Linked DNA regions of Mus musculus: all the other regions are linked to region 2. Evidence: chromatin loops called from intact Hi-C (ENCODE). Cell type or tissue: heart. All regions are shown on one strand.

Region 1 (8,000 bases), 65 kb before region 2:
AAGGCTGTGATCTGGGAGATGTAGGGAAGGAGAGATGCTATAAATTGGTCCTTCCTGGAGTGGTCTTTCCTGTAAACTCTGGAAAGCCCTGTGCAAGTAAAGGCTCCCTCCATTTCACCTGAAGCAAAAGTGCACCCGATGCCAGGGCCCAGCAGCAAATCCTCTCAGAACAGGTTTGCCTTGTGAGGAAACTGGAGCCTCTGTCGTTTAGCAGGAAAGAATCACGGAGGGAAATCTCTCCTCTGGTGTGAGTCAGCAGTGCCCGACTTAGTTACCTTCTCATCACGGCGATAAAATGCCCCCAACAAAAGCCACTCAAGCCCTTTCTGCTGTCTTTCCTTGATACTGTAATGGTGCTCATGAATGTCCAGGCTGATGCTCTTAAAATATCAACAATACTGAAAAGAGAGGCAAACACCGGGTCTTTATCCGGCCGCACTCCAAAGCCACTGTCTGGCTCCAGGCTGTGATGGGGAAGCAATCACCACTGATCTCAGATCTGGGAAAATCACTGTAAACTCACAAGCAGGTTCAACAAGTGTGGGGCAACCAGCCCAGATCTGATGTGCCAGTCAAAGACCTAGAAAATCGGCCACACAATCCTGTCAATTCAGTTCCATTGTACTCGTCACCTCAGATGGCATCATGGGCCATGAAGAAACAAGACAAAAGCACACGGGGCCGGGACATCCTGGGGTCCTTTTTCTAGGGTTGTTATACGTATAAATAAGATGCCTGAGTGGCAAACATAAAATGAATGAAGAAAAAAGGCAGCTTACAGGCGAAAGTGAAAGGGACTGTTTGGCAGGGAACACATTGTGGCAGGAACAGGAAGCTGGCTTTACATGTACACTCAGAAAGAAGAGAGTGCACAGGAAGTAGGCCTTGTTCTAGGTCTACCCGAGTCCTAGCTTCCTGTGAGGGTCTACTTCCTCAAACAGCAGCAGCAGCAGCAGATGGGGACCAATACCCAACTAAGCGAGCCTGCGGGTGTTGGCATCTCACATTTGACCCCAGCAGTGCTGTCTTGAGCCTTCTGCTCTTTATCCTCCCAACAGTAGAGTGGGCTGCGCTCAAACCGGCTTCTTACTGGTGGTGGGAACAGAAGGGTGTTGGCGGAGAGGGCTCGGGTGAGAAAGTATGCTCACTGCTGAGGTCTAGTAATGCATCTAGACCTGTGACTAGCATGGAGAGCAGCAGTTGAGCCCTGAGCTAGAGGCAGAATCAAAAGGTCCTCAGAAGAGACTGTACTGCTTCAGATCCAGGTGACAAGTTTACTGAAACCTAAGAGAAAGGTTTGGTCAAGAAGCATGGGACTCAGCACCAGGTCTACCAAAGATCTCCTCCCCACCTCAAGGTGTTTGCAATCTGGCAAGACAAATGCTTAAATAGAAAACTCAGGAGTGTGCACAAAACTGACAGGAGTGGGGTGAAGAGTTAAGTCTTTTGGGCGGTTGTAGTCAAGTGGCAAAGGGATATTTTCACCCCTTTGAAGATAGGGGAATGAGTAAGGGAAGGTTAGAATCTGAGAGGGATTTGGAGATTGGAAATTAATGCTGTCTAACTTTGTTTTCCCCGTTGGCCATGCACCTAGCGTGTGTCAGTTCCTGGAGCTGTGTCAGAGTCCAGACGGTGGCTTTGGAGGGGGCCCCGGTCAGTACCCACACCTCGCACCCACTTATGCAGCCGTCAATGCGCTGTGCATCATCGGCACAGAGGAAGCCTACAACGTCATTAACAGGTGAAGCTGCGGGCCTCGGGGGTGGGGACTACGAGGGTCCGCTACTGTATGGCACTGACTACTGCCCTTTCTGCCCTCTCCCCCCCTTCTCAGGGAGAAACTCCTTCAGTATTTGTACTCCCTAAAGCAACCCGACGGCTCTTTTCTCATGCACGTCGGAGGTGAGGTGGACGTAAGGTGAGTGGACGGTTGCACCCATGGCTGCTGAAATGTGCCTATTCTTAGAGCTGCTAAGCCTCAGAATCACGGCAAAGTGCTGCTTTGTCCTGTACGCCAACGTGCAAATGTCGTGTCCCTGGCACTGTGTCATGGTCATTGCTAACATGACACTAATGCCCTTAGGTATCACTATCTCTCGGCTCCTTTCATGCAAATGTCAGAATACGAGTTGGATAAAAAAAAAAAAAAGAGTTTGATTTAGAGATACAAAATACATTTGTTTGGTGTAAAATAGTTTACTATAAGTAATTATGTAGTGTAATATAAGCTTTCCCCTCTCTTGGGGAAATAAGTCTAGAGTAACTCTGTAAATACCTTCTGGTTGCATTTGATGAAATCCTGAGGGTGCTGAACACTCAAGGCACAGGAGAGTTCCTTTGTAGGGTTCAGAGTTCCTTGTGGGCCAGTACATTGAAGTGGAGAGGACTTGAACCAACTGATGGGTACCATTGGTACCTGCTGGCTCAAACCTCGTATTTTACTCAAGAAGTGTATCTGACTAGATATGGTGGTCTGTGATTAACATCTCAGCTCTTGGGAAACAAAGGCAGGGGTATCAGGAGTTCAAGGTCATCCTTGGCTATATAGTGATTTCGAGGGTAGCCTGGGCTACATGACCCTGACTGGATTAAAAAGAAGAAAAGGGAAAAATAGATATACTAATTAGACCAGCAAGTAGCTTCCTGACCTGTGGGCATCAATGAGGCATATAAAGAGTTTGCTAAATAAGTAATTTCTTGAATGCAGTGGATCATTGAGATTGTATATGATTTAGTCTGTGAAAAACACATTTTTGGGAGGAGGTGAAGTTTTTAATATCAAGATGATAGCACTATCTTTTGTGTGGGTTTTGTTTTGTGACAGGGTCTGTGTATCCCTTGGATGGTTTGGAACTTACTGTGTAGACCTGGGTAGTCTTGAACTCATACAAAGATCTGCCTGCTCCTCGAAGGGTCTGGCCTCACAGTGGATTCTTGAGCGAGTTCTTCACAGTGTCGTGCTAGCTGTGTAGCTTTCGGCATACGTGTTACACTTTTGGCACGGTTAGCGGGGTATCTGACTCACAGGTAAAGGACTTTATATCATAAGCTTGAGGACCTAGGCTTGGTCCCTGGTAGAAGAAAACAGACTACGAGGAGTTGCCCTCTGACCTCCACACATGTGCTGTAGTAGGTGCACACCCCACCTACCATCATCAACACGTGGTGATGATGGTGGTGGTGATGATGATGGTGATGATGGTGATGATGATGATGATGATGATTTTAAAACAATCTCAAAGAAATTAGGCCAACCAGATAGGCCTTGTTTGCCTCCTGCGAAGCACTAGTGGCTGAGGTCTGGAAATATAGGTCTGTTTTGAAGTCCTGAGCACAGTTACTACACCAGGAGCTGAAAGGAGATTTTGAGAAGAAGCTCAGTGGATTTCTGATAGCATCTAGTTTCAGCTAGTGACACAGTACCAGGCTGTAATCCTGCAGCTTCGGCGCCCCTCCAGGAGAGGGCACACTCTTGAGTGGCTTATGTTGTCAGTTGTCGCCTGGGTCCTCGAATTCACTGTCAGGCTGCTTTGGCTGAACCAGGTGTAGAGACGTCCTTACCTGTTCTCTTGGTTAAGGTCTGTGGCTGTGAAGGGATGCTATGACCACATCAGCTCTTATAAAGGAAAACATTAAACCGGGGCAAGCTTACAGTTCAGTGGTTTCAGTAGTCCATTATCATCGCGGCAGGAAGCATGGTGGTGTGCAGGGTGAGATGGTGCAGGAGAGTAACTGAGAGTTCTACATCCAGATCAGCATGCAGCAGGAAGAGAGAGTGAGACACTGGGCTTAGTTTAAGCTTCTGAGACCTCAAGCCCCTAGTGTTGTACTTCCTCCAACAAAACCACGCCCACTCCAACAAGGCCACACCCTTTTATTCAAACTACCACACCTGTCTTGACTTTAGGCCAAAGCTTACTTAGAGACTACACTGTTGATAGAGAATTGTAGCAGCTTGCAAGGGAATTTAGTTTTTATTAATTAATTGAGGCTGGGCATGGTAGCGCACACACAACATCCAGCATCTAAGAGGCTGAGGTAGGAAGAGAGTGAATTCAAGGTCTTCCTGGCCTACATACAAAAATGCTATGTCAGAACAGCTGGACATGGTGGCACAGCCTTTAATCCCAGCACTCCAGAGGCAGAGGCAGAGGCAGAGGCAGAGGCAGAGGCAGAGGCAGAGGCAGACAGAGCTTTATGAGTTCCAGGCCAGCCAAGATACACAGAGACCTTGTCTGGAAAGACCAAATGACATCAACAACAACAAAAATTAGAAAGAAACTGAATGAGACTAGGCACAAACAAGCAAGTCATGGCAAGGTCTCCGTGGTGTTTCCTTAACACACTAGTTCTAGATATGATTCTCTAAGTTTCCAAATGCAGTCTTTCTCTGTGCTCGTGTTCGTATATGCTAGACAAATGCAGGGAAACGTCTCCAGTCAGTTCTGTGTGTGTTCCATTAAGGGGCACCAGGCCATCCTCCTCCCCTGCTGTGGTCCTGGGACAGATCTGCCAACGAGCCTACAGTTGTCATTTGCACGACAGTCTTCCCATTGTGTCTGGCTGCTAGAACATGACTTCCGTAGTTTTTCACTCCGCATTTCTGTTTTTCCTTTGCCTAGAAGCAGCAGCCCAGTGCTGAGGAGAGAAAGTCAAAGCCAGAGACAGTTTATCACTTTGAGAGCAGCCTATTCTGGTGCCTGATCAGACAGAGATGGGCTCTCGATCCTGGGGGCCTACAACAACTCCTGGTAGCTCCTAAGAGTGCCTTACTCAGGTGTTGATAGCTTCTGGGTACCTCAGACACCAGCGATGAACAGCGAAGGTAGGAGCCACTGTCCACTGGACCTGGCCTGTAACCTTAGCCGTCCACTCAGAAGACTGAGCAGGATTATAAATTAAAGGCCAGCCTAGCAACCGTGAGATCCTGTCTCAAAGTAAAACGCAAAATGGAAGTTTGACACGCAGCTCTAACTTAGAGCATTTACTCGTTTATCTAGGACACCGGATTCAATCCCTAGTACTGGAAAAACAAACAAAAAGGGGGCCATTATTTATTCAATTTCATTTATTCATTTATTCGTGAATTAACTATGACATTTGTAGTGTTCTCTGGGGAGAGAGGAGAGACAAGTGACAGAGCAGGATGTGTTCAAGGATGAGCAGTTAGCTGACAGCTACTGAGCTGTAGGAGGCCTGTGGGAGCCAGGGAACAATGAGCTGGGACAGGCTGGGGACCGATTGAGGAGGCTCTGAGCTCTCATTACAGAGGCTGGCAAATAAATTCATACGGATTTTAAGTAGGCAGTGATATGAGCTGACCTGTACTCTCCTAGTTCTCTGGTTGCAGTGAATCAATTGTGGTGTTCCAGACATGTCCTCTGGTTTCTGGACTGGAAGGAGGAGGGGGCAAACAGAAGGTTGATCCAGTTGGATGACAATGGCTTGGGTTTGGGTGACAGTGGTAAAGAGAAGATCAAAGCAGACAAGCCTGAGAGCCATGGTGCTGGGTATGGGGACAGAAAGAAGCCACATAGAAAGTTGTACCTGGTTCCCTCTCCAGCTCTGTGTGTGATCTGGGACTTGTGGTTTGGGTGTCTGTTGTCTGACTTTTCTTGGGAGTCTATTTCTGTCCATCTCAGATAGAGAGGACATCAAGAGGTCAAAGAAAATTTCATGCAGGTCCTGCTTGGTGAACCATCAAATGCGCTGGAGTTGTTCAGAGAATATGGGAGACATGGGCAGCTGCATCACCAGGCGTGTGATGGTCACAAAAGCTGCGCGGTTGGAGTTCCTGTCCCCAGCCAATCTTGTACATCCTGTGTTCTCTAAAGCCACAGGTAGCAGAATCGGGCAGGAAGGAGTGAGAGGCTGGAGTCTTGCTGAAGAGCTAAACACCCTCCTCTCCCCTTTCTGAGTGTCACGTAGGTAATCAAGATTTCAAGATGGCAACAGTCATGTCGTGCCTAGGAAGACAGAATTCCACAACACTCCACCCCTTCTCCTGAGTTTTGTATTCTTATATTCTCTTCTGCAGTGATTCCTGAACCCTGGAATTATATGGATGGATAGTTATTTGCTGAGCACTGGGTCGCTGTATCTTAGCAGCAATACAGAGCACAGCAAGGCCGGCCAGTGGTGGCGCACGCCTTTAATCCCAGCACTGGGGAGGCAGAGGCAGGTGGATTTATGAGTTCAAGGCCAGCCTGATCTACAAAGTGAGTTCCAGGACAGCCAGGGCTATACAGAGAGACCCTGTCTGGAAAAAACAAAAACAGAGCACAGCAAGATGTTTTCAACAATTTGACCAATTATGAGTCTCTCAGGTAACTTGTTTAGACAAATGTGTAGGAGGTAAACTGCTAACAGGTAATGATACACTATCTAACAAAACAGTAGCAGTAGCCTTCCTGCCTGCACAGGGTTTTTTGCCCTGTTTTACAATACCATACATAGTTTCCCTCCATTGACAAGTTGTTGGTTGTACCCAAAACAGATGTGCCATTGCTTCACCAGCAGGCACATTGTGCCTGTTATGTTCATGACATTAACACAGAGTGCACAGCCAAGCCGGCCTGTTGGTGACAGTTTTCTCTCAGCAGCCAGCATAGTGTTTTGTGGCACCACGAAAAGCAGCCAGTGAGCTTCTAGTTCAATCCCAGCTTGATTCCTTCGTGTTCTGCAAGCCGAGCATACAGTATTTCAGCAATAGGATCTTACCATTGAGTCACGTACCATTATTATGGAGCCAATAGCAATATAGCCTGTGTAGTGGAACTTTAGGGGTCGCCCTTGCCAGTAACAGAGGGAGATACCCCCACACCCAGGATACACTCTTTACCTTCTGTTTCTCTGTTCTTTTAGGTGCTTTTCCAAATCTGTAGAGCGTCTAGAGGTTAACATTGTATCCTGTAACATTGTGAAATGTAGAGCGTCTAGAGGTTAACATTGTATCCTGTAACATTGTGAAATGTAGAGCGTCTAGAGGTTAACATTGTATCCTGTAACATTGTGAAATGTAGAGCGTCTAGAGGTTAACATTGTATCCTGTAACATTGTGAAAAGGAACTTTTTTCACAAAGTGGGGACAGGAGCTCCAAATGCCTACCACCGGCAGCTATTCCAAGCAAGTGAGAATAGGTTTTAGGATTTAGTGGCTAGGGAAATATTTTTTAAAACTCTTAGTGAGATTCAGAAGATCCCATTGCTTTGTTTGTTTGAGACAGGGTTCTCTCTGTAGCCGTGGCTCTCCTGGAACTCACGCTGTAGAGCAGGCTGGCCTCGAGCCTGCCTCCGCCTCCCAGAGTGCTGGGGTTAAAGGCGTGTCTGACTTTGATCCCCTTGCTTTTATAAGTAGTTTCTTCCAAAGAGCAATGTTGGATGCAGCAGTGCATGTGGGAGGCGCGGCCTTATTTAGCTCACTGTGTCCACAGTCATTGTCCATGAGCCAACTTACTTCCTCGTCTTGGGGTACTGCCATAGGTCACGTGCACGCCTACCCATGCCTGGTGGGCCTGATAGAGCCACCTTGTGCTGTACTGCCCAGCCTGGGACCAAGAGGTAGCAGTCCTGTACTCTTGGTTACCACGCCTGCTTCTTGACTGGGCTTCCTGGGTTTGGCAAGCTCCAGGCCAGCACTGATCCTACCGCCTCGCCATCATCAGGCACAGCTGGCTGTTCCAAGTGTCCTGGGTTGGGTAGAGAATCTCTACTCCCAGTATATTTTCCAGGGAAAAATGTAGAGAGCATAGTGGGGGATAATTGTCCACCCCAGCAAGAGTTTTACTTATACCCCTTTGTCTTTGTATCAGTCCGCTGATGGTCATTGTTCTTGGTGACCCTCGGGGCAGCCGGGAACTAAGGCAGCTCGTAGTTCTGGCATCTCTGCACATTAGAAGAACACCGGTAATTCCTCACATCACAGGGCGCTTAGTTGCCCTGCAAGGCCCTTGTGTATGAGCAGCATTGGCCACCTTGTTAGGGAAGTGGCTGTGGCAGTT
Region 2 (8,000 bases):
AAATTTAAAAAAAAAAACAAAACAAAACAAAACAAAAAAACGACTAAACCAAATCCAAGCACTTAAGAAGTGGAGGCAGAAGATGAGGAATTCAAGGTCAGCCTTAACTATGCTGTAGGTTCCAGGTCAGCCAGAGATACAAGAAACCCCATCTCAACAAACATGCAAACACAAGAAATTACAATACAGGGCCTGGTATCATCCTCTCACCCACTCCTTATCCATTCTGGCCTGTTCGAGATTCCTCAACTGGCCTTCCTCCTGCCTTGAATGCCCAGAGCCAGACAAATAGTTCTTCACGACCATGAAATCTGCCCAAAGGCCATCTTGCCAATGGGATCTATCTGTTCCACCAACCGCCCCACCTTAATCTCCTCCATAGCGCATGCACATGCACATGCAAGCATACACAGAGTCCTGGCGATTCGGGAACTTAATATGTAGTCCAGACCAGCCTTAAACTAAAAAGATCCACCTGCCTTCCAATTGCTATGATTAAAGGTATCTGCTATCACCATGCCTAGCCAGTATTCCTAATTTTAGTGATTATTTAATTTCTATTATTTCCTTGCTAAAATAAAACATCTATTTTTGTTAAGAACAGTAGCTGGTGTGTGTAGACCCTGCAAGGATGTTTGCTGAATGGAGTAGGTGAAAGGACCACGGATGACAAACTACTCATCCCATCTGTAAGCTAGCAAAGTCAAACTTCAACTTCCTCAAAGAAACGCGGCAAGAGGACCTAGTATCGTAAACCTGTAAGGTGTTAAGGAAGAATGTAACAGCAAGGGAAGAGGCCAAGGAAGGAAGCGCTGCAGCTGTGGCTCGTGAGCTACACTTTCAGTGGTCTCACTCTTCAGAACTCCTCAGATGAGCCTGCCTGCCTGGCTTACCCCAGGAGTTCATGTGGCTCTGGAAGTGGGCGGGTCACAGCCCTCCCACTGAGAAGCACATCCCCAGCCCCAGGTTTAGATGAAGGCAGCTCTAGCCCAGAAGCTCACCAAGTGATGCTGACACTCTAGCATACGGAATAAGCACCAAGTGTCCGCAGGTCAGGTATGCATCAGAGATAAATCTCTTGCACAAAGGGTGCGTCTCTCAGTCATAAAGATTTCCTGTGGTGCTCAGTGTTATACTCAGGAATGCTGTTATTCCGGTAAGTACCTTGGTTCAAGGCCATTAAATCAAGTATATACCAAGTGGGCTTAACGTACAGCAAAATTCTGGCTTTGTAATACGGCATTCACATGGCCTATTTGTGTTTTCCTGTAAGCTTAGACTTACTCCATACTTCAACCACACAGAAGGCCACATTATAGACAAAATAGAAAACATAGCTTTTCAACTTTTTATAAACATGAAAAACGTAATCTTGGATAACAAAGCAAATTCAGGACACTTAGCAGAGAACCAAAGCAGTAAAGCCATTTGAAGCATACCTAGAGTAAACACCGTTTTATTAAATCGTGTTCCTTAAGCTAGGTGTAATGCTAACAGGCTAGATGGGCTGAATCCCAGATTCAGGCCAGTCTGACTATACAGTGAGGCTCTTTCAAACAAGCTGACCCAGGGGGCTACAAAAAGCAGCCTGTTGCTACACTGTGTCAAGGGTAGAACTAACTGTGCAAACAAATGTTTTTTTCTTTATTCTAAGGAGTGACCCTAACCCACAGGCTTTTGCTCAAAGCTTTTGGGTTTTGAAGCTAGAAACAGCTGGCTCCTACCTCTCCAGGGAAAATACAAGCTTCAAAAGGCCACCAGGAAGGATGAGAATAACTGCTTTATTCTCTCTCATATGAACATGTCTCACTTTTTTGGTCCACAGCTAACAATGCTCTTTACATATGTTGGGAAGAATATGTGTCAGAACTGAAAATCACTGGTGCCCAGGCAGTTCACAGACCTGCTTCAAAGTGTTCATTTACACCAAGTAAGTACTAATGTTGAACTGCACAAGAGAAATTCCCACAGAGGTTTAGGGTGTTGCTGGCCTGGGAGAATCTTTAGTGATCCCAAACTAATTATGGACCATGTTACATAGTACAGGATATAGTTATAGTAATGTCATGAGTGACTAATTTATTTGCTTAGCATGTACAAGGCCCTGGGTTCAAGCCCAGCACTACCAAATAAAAAAGGAATGGACTACAGCATCTCCAACTCTGAAAGGGATGTCCTGACAAGAGCTATTAGAGCTGACATTGCTTTTGCTAAAGATAATTAAGAATGTGTGGGGATCTTCCAAAGAATCAAAAAGAAAAGAAAAGAAAAAAGAGAGAGACCATGCCACCTGACTGTGTTTCTTTACAGAAGGGATGTTCTAGTCCGTTCCAAGCTGCTGATGGGCCAACTGGCTTTGTCAATAAACTCACCTTCTCTCCTTGGAGTGATGGGACTGAGTCCCGCAAACTGTGAAAGCTGTCTTTGATGTGGTCCCTACGTTTTCGTTCCAGTGCATTATGGTGAGCCCGCTTGTCAGCCTAGGAGAGTGAAGAAAGAGCATGTCAGGAGTGTACTTCTTTACAGGTGGATGCGGCCAAGCCTGGAAGTGTGTGCAGTCAGCGCTGTCCCTGGCAAGTGGACTGGGAAAATTTGTTGTGAGGTGGGTAGTTAGGAAGGAGTCTCCAGAATTAGGCTCTGTTAAAGGGGAGAAAGGGTGAGCAAGGCTTGCAACAGGAACATCCAAAGTAGCACGATGACTCCAGCTCATGCACAAGGAAAATCAAAGTTATTCAGGGACAAAGAGTGACTCTCCAGTGAGTGTCCCCAACCTACACGATGGAGCAGCTGCCAGTCTGTGGTTGGAATGTTACTAAGGGAAGCTCCAGCGGGCACTTCATAAGCTATGGTTACCTCTACCGTGAGACTTGGGGCGTGGGCTGCTTCTGTCCACAGGAAACCCATCATCCTGAGGCTCCGCTGACACCCTCCTGATAAAGGTCACTAGCATATCCTCTTATCAAGTCATACAAGAGAGCACCAATCCTCTAGAAAACACAGTTGCACCTGAGCTCATTATGGCAGAGCTGACAGACTGTCAATTACATTCAGTTTCCTCTCACACAGACTGAGCCAGAAAGGCAGTTCTTGGGCAGCAGACCTTCTGACCCCTACATGCTCTTGGTAAAGTCCCTCAGGCCCCTGCAGCAGGGCAGGCCCATTTGGCAGTTTTCTAAATACCCTAACCTAACCAGCCTTTAACCTTTCCTGCTTGGAATTATAAACAGTCAGCTGTTGGGCCAGGACTGCCAACCAATCAGGAAAGGAAAGAGAGCAGGGCACCGTGCTAAGGAGCTTCATCTCCCTCTGAACAGAACACAAGGACCTATTTCAGCAAAAACTTCACCACACCTACACTTCAGGCATTATAGACACACACACTCTTTGAGATTTTACCCTGACTAGAGCAGGCTGGGCTAGGCTAGCCTAAAGAACCTATGTACACATTAGAGTGACCTGGCCACTAAGCCCAGAGCGCCAGGAATTTTGAAAATGCAGCAACAAGAGAAAACCAAGTTAAATGCTGCTTTCAAAGAATCCTTGTACTAGAAAAGATGGTCAGACAGAATCAGACAGAGCCATGAGAAGAAAAGGACCTGAAATTCTTCTCCTATCAAATTCTAAAGTCTGTGACTCACTGAGGTCTGCACTTTTCTCCTGATCCCTAGGTGCCTATCTACAGTTGTTAATCGGCTACAAATCCCCATTACAGCCACTGTCCTGAAGGACTTGTAAAGTTAACCCTTCTCAAACCTCAGTTCACTGTTAAGCAAAATATTTTCTCAACTAGTTATATGGAAAATAGAAAAGGAATCTGAAAGGACAATTAAGCTTGAAAAACCAGGTACCTGAGGTTAGAGGATATTATACAACACTGGGCAAGATAACTACAGCCACCCTCCAGCGGCAGTGTGAGACAGCTTGAGGTAAACTGGCCTGTCACAATCCGTACCTGAGGAGCCCAAGAGACCTAGGACCAGCATTTGGCATGGACTAGACCTCTGGTGTTTACTCTAATTTCCAAGATGGTCTATTTACATGCAAATCAATTGGTCTTCAGCAGCAGTCCAAGATACTCCTGTCTACTAAATCACCCTGACTCCTGGCCCTCCTCCCAGCTTAAGAGCTGTGCACGGAAGCAGTGACCCCAGTTACCCACAATCCCTCCTGTTAATACAAATAAAATCCTAATTGTCTGTTTTCTTTTTGGGAGAACCCTAAAAATCCCAAGCAGTTAGAGCTAAGTTGGTCTTGGTTTCCTGTGGGCCTGTGCTGCAAGCAAGGAGCTAAGTTTAACCAAACAACAAAATCATCCCACAAGATGCACCACCCCCTCCCGTTTGCTGAGCACTGAAAGGACTCAGATGGACAACAAGTCGTTTGGTTGGAAGACTGTAGTGAACTTGGCCGTAGACCATGAGCAGAAATCTTGGCTTCTCATCTGGGGAGCCAGCCAAGTTAGAAGTTGGCTCGGCTACGAAAGGCGGCAGGCCACTGCCTGGTAGAAAGCCTGGGCTGGGGACTGTTGTTCTCCAAGCAGTGGATGGAATTTCTGTGGTGGTTCCAGACCCAATTTAACTAGCAGAACGGGGGAGTCTTAGAGCAAGCAATCCTGCCATGCCTACCCTCGGCTGTTCTGCCTAAACAGAGAGCCGCAAGGATGGACTTGTTTTCCCCTCCCCTGGCCTCATTTGCAAGCACACGTGAAAAACATGCCCAACTCACATGCCTAATTCCAGGCAACTCTGAATTAAGTGACATTTCCAGTGCTTACAGAGCATAGGAAAACTTGACACACCTTCACACAAGGCTGAGGGTTCTCTCTGCAAAGTATTTCTATGCTGAAGATGAAGCAGATACCCCCTAGCTTTGTGTGATGGGCCAATGGGAAGGCTATTATACTGTCTTGTTAGCCATCTTCTCTTGCTGACAGCTCTTTCCCAAAAGGCCAAGCTTTCAGAACTGAGGAAAGAAAAACCAGGTAAAGATCCTCGGCGGAAGGTGCTGGAGATCCTCCCAGGAGCTGTCTTTTTAAAGCAGCACAGCAATCAACAGCAACAGCGGAACAAAGCAATTCAGGTGAGTGTACACTCTCTTGCCTATACCGAGAAGTGTCTGGTCATGCTGACACTGGGACCGGTGGTACCCTTGTGGAATAGATCACAGAGGTCTTTTTGGGCGATGTCACAGGTTCCCAAATGACTCCCCTATACATCCTCAGGAGTAGATGCTGGACACTGCTTGCTCTGTAACACAGGATTTGCAGTTTCTGTCATAAAGCCCTTCTTCATCAGCATGTCCCAGACTAAGAGAAGTACTAGGGGCTTTGTGATACCAGAGAGTGGTCCACAGCTGCTCACCAGGAACTACAGTACCAAATTGCTTCCAGCTTTGATGTCTAGGCCAAGGCTTTTACTCAGTCTCAGCTGTAGTTCCACCAAACTTTTCCACGCTGGCAGACAGCAGCAAACCCGTCACCTATAATTTGTCCACCTCTCACACTAACAAGCATGTGTATCTTAGTGCAGCTCAATGTTGAAAGCAAGCTTAGTCGCTAAACTGACAGGACACGAAGCTAAGGAGACCCGTTCAGAATCGAGGCACTCTCTCCAGAGTATTTCCTTTCAACTTACTGCACAGAAAATGCATCTCCATTTACTCATCTCACCAATCAGCAACCCAACTTCCTGCGAGGCCTAGCATGGAGAAAGAAACACCTTACTGTAAAGATGTACAAGATTTTTCCAGAATGCCATTTCTTCCAAGCTGCCTGGCACCTAACTGTTCTACCATATAGGGGGAATCTTCTCAATGCCAATGTGGAGAGAACGTGTGTCGTCCTTAGTGGCTATTTAGTATATTTATTTTGAGAAATGTAATGGTGTCTCTTTAGACAACAGAGTCACAGGACTATCCAGCAAGCTTCACTAAAACACTAAGACTGCTGAATACAAAGGCTCCGAACTCTCACGCAGTACACGTATTACTTCTGTTTGGTGAATTAAATAAAACAATTCCTAAGCAACTCAAAAGTAACCTAAAAATTGCAACATGAAACAACAGGCACCTGAGATGAGATAATCTCACTAGTGTCTTTAGTAGGCAGATATTAACTCCAGGTTCCTAGCTCTTCTGTTTGAAGCCTACAGCTGATACACATTTCTGTCAATATATTTGCTTTTGAGGTTTCTACCATCTTTTGGAGTCTAAAAGAACCTGGGAACACTACAACCCACACGTGCCATTACACTAGCTGTTTAGCGGAAGGAATTCTTGGTTAGGACACGGAAGGCAGGCCTGATAACATAACACCTGTAAGCCCCACAGGAGGCTGAGGCAGGAGAATTCCTGCAGGGAGAGGGGGAGGCCAGGCTACATAGCAAAACCCTGTCATAACCCTCCCTTGTCCCCAAAAGAGATCAAATAGGGTTCCTAGATCAACTCTTTTATTCTGTCAGCCTTTTGACAAAGCAACACACAACCCTTAAAAACTTAGCACCGTCTTCTCTCTCACAACACGCGCAGGGAGGAACGCGGCTTTTACATCATCAGAGCAAGCGCTGAGCAGAAGCACTACAAGCACTACAGCCCTTGCAGCACTTCTGTCACAAGTTTCCTGAACCTCCAGAGTGGTCAAACTCCCTTCCTCCCAAATACACTTCAATCTCCAAAGAAGCAAAAAGCTGAGGAGTTAAAAATACTGTAAACCAGAAAGAACTAGAAGTGGAAGAGTGCAACCCTACTTTACACCTCCAGCCAGCAGAGCAGGTGCAACATGTTGGATTCAGCAGACGCGGCAAAGGACAGTACATAGAGAAAGGCCTCGGGTTTCTTGACCAGCTCAGGAATCCTACATTTCACATACACTTTCACTCTTTCCCAGAGAAATTATCCAAACAGAAATAAAGCAAAAGGAACCCCTTGCATAAAGTAACTGCCTCAGAAACTTAGTTTTAAAATACAACTTACTCCCCCACTCCACCCCCCAAAAAGTACTAGTGAGATTCTGCAATTATTAAGTTTAGTAACCAGTGTTCAGGGTGACTTCCTCTAACAGTTTGCTGCTCACTGGAGACTGCTTCCGTGTGCAGCACTCGTGTGCAGCACTCGGCAGATCAGTTTCACTTTCCACTGCCTCCCTCCCATACTGATCTGAATGGCCTGCACTCTTCACAAGTAAGATATTGTACTGACCGTAGGAACTATGATCATCTTTTCATGTTAGGACCCACAGAACATTTTCCAAATAACGTGTGTGTGTGTGTGAGAGAGAGAGAGAGAGAGACAGAGAGAGAGACAGAGAGAGACAGAGAGACTATCGCTCAGTTCGAACTCATGGTAATCCTCCTGTCTCAGTTATCCTGAGTGCTGGGATTACAAGCGTGAGCTTCCACACTTGGGTTCCAAATAACTTCTTAAAAGTTTTCCCGTAGTCCTAAACATGTGGTCGTTCACAGTCCACATTTCTTAAATGGTTTTCCAAAGATAAAATCTAATAGCTTCCCATATTTTAGAAAAAAAATTGTATTATTTATACTAAATTTTAAAAAGCAAATGGATGTATTCACAGGGATAATGGAGGAGTACATGTTCCCAGCCCGTCTGTGACAGTTGGACAATGCACCATCTATAATATACCTGCTTTGTCTGTCTATGCTATGATAAACTGCTACCAGAAAAATCTCAATAAATAAACATACTAAATGAAAACAAAGGGTCTCAAAGGTTCAACCTCCAGCAACAACAAAAATTTCACTGTCTATGTCCCAAAGTGAAAGGAAAAACCCAAAGCACCTTAACAACAATGACAAAAAAAAGTTAAAACATCTAGACAAAGTAGAACCAGTCTCATGGGAGTGGAAACAATAAATGTGCATCACCACCCAAGTGGATGCTTTCAAAAGCAGAAAGCCTGCAGGAACTGCTTATCATATCATAGAGTAAGAAAGCATCGCTCACTGAAAGGCAAACCTAATTCCAGCTCAAGGATGAGTCTTCAA
Region 3 (8,000 bases), 76 kb before region 2:
GCTCTGCTCTAAACTGGTGGGTAGAGCAACTCTTTCAACTTCCAGAGGAGGTCTGGGATGTTTTTTCTTCATTCCGTCTTTCTCTCCCTCCCTCTCTTCTACTCCCTCCCTCTTTTCCTCTCCCTCTCCACCTTCCCCCTCTATTTTTATTTTATTTTATTTTTTTAAAGACAAGGTGGTGTCGGTCCAGGCCTTTAATCCCAGCTCTTGGGAGGCAGATGTCTGTGAGCTGAAGGACAGCCTGGTCTACATACAGCCAGGGCTACATGGAGAAACCTTGTCTCCAACAAAACAACAGTAAAAACAAACAAACAAAAAAACCCACCAAAACCAACCAAACAAAAACCCCCATTTACTCAGATAAGGAAAGTCTCTGTGTGTAGCTGCTTTGAACTCACTCTATAGACCAAGCTGGCCTCCAACTCACAGTGATCCTCCTGCCTCAGCCTCCCATGTACTCTGGCTTTGACCTTTGAGAAGAAGTCCTCACCATCATGCCTGACAGTTATGACGAAACGCCACGGAAAGCATGTACTACTGTGAATCAAAACACTCTTACCTTCCTTACACACCTCCATGGAGGTGTAAAGGCTGGGAACAGGCCAGCTCTCCACAGGACTAGGTGGGTAACTGTCTTGGGTACCAGTGCCGTGTGAGACTCACAGTCTCATTGACCTCTGATTGATGACAAGACATGTGAGCAACGTAGCGGTGCCCCACACTGCTGGTGCAGGTGCAGCTTGTAAAGTGGCACCTCGTGCTCATCACGGGTCGTATTTTAAGAAAAACAAACACAAAAACTGACCCTGCCCCCAACCTTGAAAATACCAGACCTAGGAAAGGACGGCCAGGAACTGAATCTAAGGGGTTTACTGAGAGCGTGTCTTCTGGGCTGTGTGCCCCCACTCCCTTGTACTCTGGAGGGCAAGGAGTTTGGGAAGCAAGTGTCCTGAGCCAGGTTTGGTTTTCCCACAGCAGAAGGTAGCAGCTGTGCCAAGACTCGTGGAGGCTCGCTGGAGCCCTCCCTAGTCCCAGAGCCCCTGCCTTGGTCACATTGTCAGGTCAGAAGAACAGAACTTACATTGTCTCATTCATTCTCTTTTAACAATAACCTCTCATTCTCGCCTCCCTGGGAAGGATGTCTTGTGATGAATGTGGATGGAGGAGATAATAAAGAATTAAGCCATTAACCCTTAGAATTCATATTTCTGTGACAGAGGGAAAATATGTCTTGTTTTTATAATCCAGACATTGCAACAAGCTTGCTTGCTTCCAGCTCTGGAAGTGGAGTTGGACTCAGTTTCTGCAGTCACAGGAATTTAATTGTCAAAATAAAGGCCAGGGTGTATTTGAAATACCAGTTGGGGGCTGGGGGGTTCTTTGGGAAGCCCCCCACCCAACGCCCGCACTGTCAGGATGTATGCTAGAATAGGAGGGATGCGTATTAGAGAAGGGATGGGAAGGAGGAGTTTGTGAGAGACCCGTGGAGGCCTGAGAGATGACACAGACCGCGTTGGGTACAGAGACAAGATGGCGGCTCCTGCAGTGGGAGCCCGTCACCAGCAGCTTCCTTTGTTTTTCTAGGTTGCACAGAAGGTCCTTTTTCAGGGCCACTTCTCTGAGAAAGTCAGTGTTAGCTGCTTTTGTGTCAGTATTAGATAGGAAGAGGGGCCGTGAGATGGCTCCGCAGGCACCTGCCTTGAAGTACAAAGGCCTGAGTGTGACCCGGGACACACAGGGTGGAAGGAGAGCTCCAGATGGGAGGAGAGGCCTCTTTAAAGACCTTGTCACAGTGAACAGCATCAGTGCCAAGGGATGCTTTAAATCTTACTTAAAGTAGCTGGGCATGGGGGTGCACGCCTTTAATCAGCTAAGTGGATCTCTGCGTTCGATGCCAGCCTGGTCTACATAGGGAGTTCAAGGCTAGCCAAAGCTATATAGTGAGACCTTATTGTTCCTTCTACTTCAAAAGTGGATATTTTGAAAATAGTCAATTTGTCTCAATTTCAAGAACCATTTTAATAATCAATGGCTAAGAGTTTATTTTACAACTGCCTTGAAAGTATTTAATTCATGGTTCTTCTGAGCATTGATTTAATAAACCTTATCTTTATTTTTTTAGTGTATTAACAGTTTTAGAGACAGATCTCACTTTGTAGACAGAAATTCACTATGTAGCCCAGGCTAGCTTCAAACTCATGGCGTCCTCCTGCTTCACTTTCTGAGTGCTGGGATTTCAGGTGTAAGTCACCATACCTGGCTTACTTTAATGAACTTTAAAGTCTAGTTTCTGTTTTTCAGTATGAGAGTGAATCTAGGGCTTTATGCATGTTGGGTAAGCCTACTATTAGGCTGTATACCACATCTTAATTTAATGAAGGAGTGTGTGTGTGTGTGTGTGTGTGTGTGTGTGTGTGTGTGAAAGAGAGAGAGAGAGAGAGTGGGAGGGAGGCAGACAGAGACAGAGAGAAAGACAGAGACAGAGAGATGCGTGTGTGCCCACACTTCTCACAGCAAGTGCTCTTACCCTCTCATTTGTATGATGAGTACATGAGTGTGTAGATCACTGGTGGGCATGCATGTACCACAGTGCCCATGTGGAAGCCAGGAGACAAGGTTTGGTAATTGTTCAGGCGCTCAGGCAGGGTCTGCTTCTTGCTTCTGAGGCTCAGCATACTTAGGCTGGTTGGCCCAGGAACTCCGGGGCGGCTCTGTGTCCACCCCCCAGCTCCATGCACGAGTGCTGGGTTCATGGATTTGAATCCTTATATCCAGCTTTTCACTGTCAGTCTATGTGACAAGTGCTTTTCCATCCTGAACTTATTTTCTTTCTTTCTCTCTTTCTCTCTTTCTCTCTTTCTCTCTTTCTCTCTTTCTCTCTTTCTCTCTTTCTCTCTTTCTCTCTTTCTCTCTTTCTCTCTTTCTCTCTTTCTCTCTTTCTCTCTTTCTCTCTTTCTCTCTTTCTTTTTTTTTTTTTTTAAGATTTATTTGTTATATATAAGTACACTGTAGCTGTCTTCAGACACCCCAGAAGAGGGCATCAGATCTCATCACGAGTGGTTTCAAGCCACCATGTGGTTTCTGGGATTTGAACTCAGGACCTTCAGAAGAACAGTCAGTGCTCTTAACCACTGAGCCATCTCTCCAGCCTCCACCCTGAACTTTCTTGATGGCCCCAGTTTAGTGAACTTTTAAATGGCTCAAGGCTTTCCTGTAGTGATGCTTTATTTTGTTTTGTCCTAAGCAGCAATTAATTGATGGCCCAGCTAATGCTTATTGGGAACAGAGCCTGGTAGCACTGACTGGAAGGAAATGACTATTTTTATTAGATCCAGAGAAATCTTACCGGTTTTTTTAAAAATGTAATGATTGTTTTTCAGACGATCTGAGCTAGGATAATGCCCTTTCATTTATTTATTTTATTTTTAGGTTTATCCTTTTATTCATTATTATACTCAAATGTCGATTCCCTACATTTTGAAAGATATTTATTTATTTGTTTGTTTGTAGACAGGGTCTCTCCAGCTACCCTGGAGCTCACTCTATAGAGCAAGCTGGCCTCGAACTCATAGAGCTAGATCCACCTCCTCTATCCCCCCAAGTGCTGAGATCAAAGACATGTACTTAACATATGCATTTACAAAAGTTATTTTTAGAAAAATAAAAATCAGGGCTGGAGAGATAGATTAGCCACTAAAGGGCAAGGGTCACAACCAAGACCTCAAGAGAAGTGACAGTCAGAGTCCATACACTATGAGAACTTGCACTTGAAAACCTAGATCCGTGTGGTTTGTTGTTGTTGTTTTTTTTTTTTTAATTTAAAATTTTTATTTTTTTGAAATAATTCTTAAGTTTTAAAATTAAAACATAATTACACCATTTGCCATTCCCTTTCCTCCCTCACCCCTCCGTGTCTCTTAGTCCTCAGATTTGCAGCTCTTTTTCGTTTTTCTTACACAAGGAAAGGGACCACTTTCAAATGTGGTTGGTCTGTTTGCCCTCCTACAAATACCCAGGTGACCTTGCAGGTGGGGTTCCAGCTCCAGCTCGGGGGCTTTGCTTTTGCTGCCCTTGTCCCTGTGCCACACACAGCTGCATATGCACAGAGGTTTGTCTCCTTTCCCCAGTCTGTTCTCTCTCCAGCTTATTTGTTTAGGGAACAAGTCGGGGTCCCTCTAGTGGACAGAATCACCGTTGGTTGACTTTCTGCGATGGCTGAGGAGGCCAGCAAGGCCAGGCCTTTAGTATTGCAGGTGTCAACTGTTTCAAGGATAATTAAGTCAGAGGTAGGGAATCTCCTAAGAGATTATGCATAAAATTATATGTGTGCTCACATAAAACGAATGAGTGAGTTTTGGAGTGGACACCTGCTTGGCTTAGCATTGAAGGAAACTTCTTTAATGTGATTCCCATGCTCAGCTACTAACCTTTCCCCCACCCCCTTCACAGAGCAAAGTGAGAACCACAGGGAGCCCGGTGTACGGTTGAAACGGGGCTTTTAAGTCCGGGATGTAGTTCTATGATAGAGTGCTTGCCTAACATGCAGAAAGCCTTAGGTTCAGTCCCCAGTGTCGCATAAACTGGGTGTGGTGGTGCATGTCTGTAATCCCAGACCTGAGGAGATGGATGCAAAAGGATCAGAAATTTAAGGTTATCCTTGGCTACATAAGTCTGAGGCCATCCTGGGCTACCAGAGACACTGTTATGCAAGAATGACCTGAACTTCTGATCCATCTCCCTTTACCTTTGAAATGGGAGGATTACAGGCGTGTGCCACCATGTCATTTTAATGTGCCGGTGAGTTTAGCATAGGGAAACTTCCTATGCTAAGCAAGCACTCTACCATGTGAGCTGCAACCCCAGCCCCTCCTTTAAAATTAAAATTAAAGTATAGGTCATATGACTCCTTACCTTTCAGTGGTGACATCATACCCAATATTCTGGGTACTTTTCTGGGCCAGGTTCTGTTGGCATCTAGTGGGCACAGGCCAAGGAGGCTATGGGGTAAATCTCAAAACAGGAAACTGACCATGACAGTCGTGCCAATGGGGAGAAACCCTGCTCTGCATAACACACTTGAAACTTGACTGTGCTTTCCAAACAGCTGCTGTCTGGATGGGTTTAGCAAAGACGGTGGGTAGCTCTGGCCTCTGGTCGTTGTTGGGCTCCACCTGGTTGAGGCAGTAGCCCTGTGTTACACTGAGCTATCGCTGCTTTGTAGACTAAGCTCTGGAGGAAGTATTACTGGAAGAAGCCAGCATCCGCCCAGCAGCTCCTCCTAAGTAAGTCAGCTCATGGCTGACTGTATTCCCTCCCAAACTGCCGTCGTCCTTGGAACTTGGTCTGGGCCTGAAGTCTCTGTGGTAACCTGTTCTGGTGCTCACGTTTTATTTTGCTTTATTGGTTGTTGTTGTTGTTGTGTGTTGGAAATTATACCCAGGCTTTTGTGCTTGCTGGGCAAAAATCTACCACCAAGCCACACATCCCAAGACCAGAAATTTTTTTAAAATTTATTTATTCTTATGTGCATTGGTGTTCTGCTTGCATGTCTGTGTGAGCACCAGAGCCTCTGGAACTGGAGTTACCGAGAGTTGTGAGCTGCCATGTGGGTGCTGGGAGTTGAACCGGGGTCCTCTAGTAGAACAGTCTGTACTCTTAACTGCGCAGCCATCTCTCCAGCCCCAGAAATATTTTTAAAGTCTAATCTAAGCTGTTCTTACTATAGACAAGTCTCACTATTTGTTATTTACTAGAGTTTGAACTAGGAAGAAAGCAGCTGGGTGTCTTCCTCGCTGTGTTTGCCATAATTTTAATCCTTTTAATAGTTTGCTCCCATTCCCACTTTAGTATTTTTTTTTTAAATATTTAGCTATTTTTACAAGTATAATCTGAATTTTCTTAGTTGGAAAAAATGAGGCTAGAGCCAGGTGCAGTTCTTCGCAATGCTGTGTTGCCACCTTGAATGGGAATACTATTGAACTATCCGTATCTCACAGCCCTAGGCACCAGGCCCTCCTCTACTGTGTGCCCAGTCCTGTCTGAGCTGGTATTTAGACGATTCCCTTCCCCCAGCACTGACCCCAGCATGCTATTTGCTAGTTGTACCTACTTCATTTGTTTTACTCTCACTGGGCTCTGATTTATTTCCTGCTTGTTTGACATTAATTACATAGTTTTGGATCCTTCATCATCCCCACTGGCGACAGTTTTGTTCTGAGTCTAGGTTAGCCTAACCATTACAAGAAATGCAAGGAGACCAACAATAGGGTCAGTGCGGTGGCTCAGCCAGTAAAGGCCTTTACCCAGAAGCCTGATGACCTGAGTCTGATCCCTGGGACCCCTGTGAAGTTGGGAGGGCAGAGCCAAGTGCACAGAGATGTCCTCCGTCTTCCACATACCTGGTGGACATCATACACACATGTACTGCTTAAACTATAATAAATGTCTGGTGGACATCATACACTCAAACTATAATAAATGAAATTTAAAAACTAAGGCCAAAATACTCTTCCCTTGAACTTGATTCTCTTAGAAGTTTTATATTCTCTATAGTGGTTGAGTGTCAGAGAAGCAGTATTCAATAGAATGTCCACAATAATGGGGAGATTCTGTGGCTTATGTGTGACCCAGTACCGTCACCACTAGCTAAATATATAGTTACTGAGCACTGGAAATGTGGCTTGTGAGACTGAGGAGCTAAAATTTTTATTTTAATTAATTTGACTTAAGATTTAAGTTGCCCCCGTCACTAAGGTTGCCTGTTGGACCAGACAGGTGTTTGCCAAAAGGTGGTTCTCAGGCCAGCAGCATCGAGTTATCCTGGGACTTCCTTGTCAGAAGAACAATGTGCTGCTGACTGTGGTAGCTCATGGTAGTTTCAGTACAGTACTGAGGAGGCTGAAGCAGGAGGATTGCTGCAAGCTCAAGGCTAATTTGGCCTTTGTAGTGAGTTATAGGCCAGCCTGGGCTATAGGCCCTTTAAACAAAACAAAACTAAACTGGACATGGTAGTGCACACAACTGATCCTAGCACTCAGAAGGCAGAGGCAGACTGATCTGTGAGTTCAAGTTCAGCTTGGTCTACATAATGAGACCCAAGCCACCTGGAGTTACATGGTAAGACCTGTCTTAAAAAAACAAAACAAAACAAAAACAACAGACAAACAAAACTAAACCAAAGATCCACAGGGCATTGTACACACGTAAGCCTAAGAAGGAATGGTTTTTGGGTGAGCATTGGATTAATGTGGAGAGTTAAAAACTTGCATCTGCCCTCACTGATTCACATTTAAGTGGTACTAGGTATGGGTTTGTTGTTGTTAAATATCCCCTGAAGTAATTTTAATGGTGCAGCAAAGATGGGCGGTGCTCAGCATTTGTGGGTATCCAAGTCACCTGGGCCTCTGGTAATGGCACAGACGCTTCATCTTCAGGAAAGCCAGGCTTTATTACTACGTTGATTCCGGTGCACATGGTTTGGGTTTGAAAATCTTTCATCTGCAAGAGGGTTTCCCACTTTGCTGGTCATTGATATGTGTAGAAAATATTTCAGGGACTTCTACCCGGCCTTTGACCATTCAGTTCCTGGAATAAAGACCTTTACAGCACTAAGGCTACCTTCTATGCTATTAAAATCTATTTCCTATCGATAACCCCGAGTTATTACTATGTTTTATCTGGGCTGCTCTTAATTCCAATTGGCCAGCCCTCGTAACCATGCTTGCTTGCTTTCGTTCGTCCTTCCCTTCCCCTTCCCCTTCCCCTTCCCCTTCCCCTTCCCCTTCCCCTTCCCCTTCCCCTTCCCCTTCCCCTTCCCTTCCCCTCCCCTTCCCCCTTCCCCTCCCCTTCCCCCTTCCCTTCCCTCTTCCCCCTTCCCCCTTCCCTTCCCCTCCCCTTCCCCCTTCTTCCCCCTTCTTCCCCCTTCTTCCCCCTTCTTCCCCCTTCTTCCCCCTTCCCCCTTCCCCCTTCCCCCTTCCCTGGAACTCACTTTGTAGAAGACC

The links. Peaks named below come from ENCODE experiments on the same cell type or tissue, not always from the same donor. Only the 100,000 strongest peaks of a DNase experiment are listed, where the experiment ranks them.
Region 1: it touches region 2 in a loop (2.3-fold over the local background); 7 of 42 quality-filtered maps call a loop at or near these places.
Region 3: it touches region 2 in a loop (2.1-fold over the local background); 7 of 42 quality-filtered maps call a loop at or near these places.

The regions. Positions count from the first base shown.
Region 1 is chr12:76,886,138-76,894,137 of GRCm38, forward strand. It overlaps Fntb (farnesyltransferase, CAAX box, beta), which reads left to right. Exons shown (of 12, transcript NM_145927.2): 5 at 1,595-1,741; 6 at 1,835-1,918. Among named protein-coding and RNA genes, the nearest start is that of Gm46358, 20 kb to the right of the region's middle. In heart, a CTCF peak has its summit at 3,444 (motif pointing right); no DNase peak of the experiment used is centred here; H3K27ac peaks cover 629 bases.
Region 2 is chr12:76,950,797-76,958,796 of GRCm38, forward strand. It overlaps Max (Max protein), which reads right to left. Exons shown (of 4, transcript NM_001146176.1): 2 at 2,373-2,480. Among named protein-coding and RNA genes, the nearest start is that of Max, 7.5 kb to the right of the region's middle. In heart, no CTCF peak of the experiment used is centred here; DNase peaks (open chromatin) are centred at 3,145, 4,445 and 7,105.
Region 3 is chr12:76,875,294-76,883,293 of GRCm38, forward strand. The region is part of intron 4 of Fntb (farnesyltransferase, CAAX box, beta); the gene reads left to right. Among named protein-coding and RNA genes, the nearest start is that of Gm46357, 11 kb to the left of the region's middle. In heart, a CTCF peak has its summit at 4,181 (motif pointing left); a DNase peak (open chromatin) is centred at 4,158.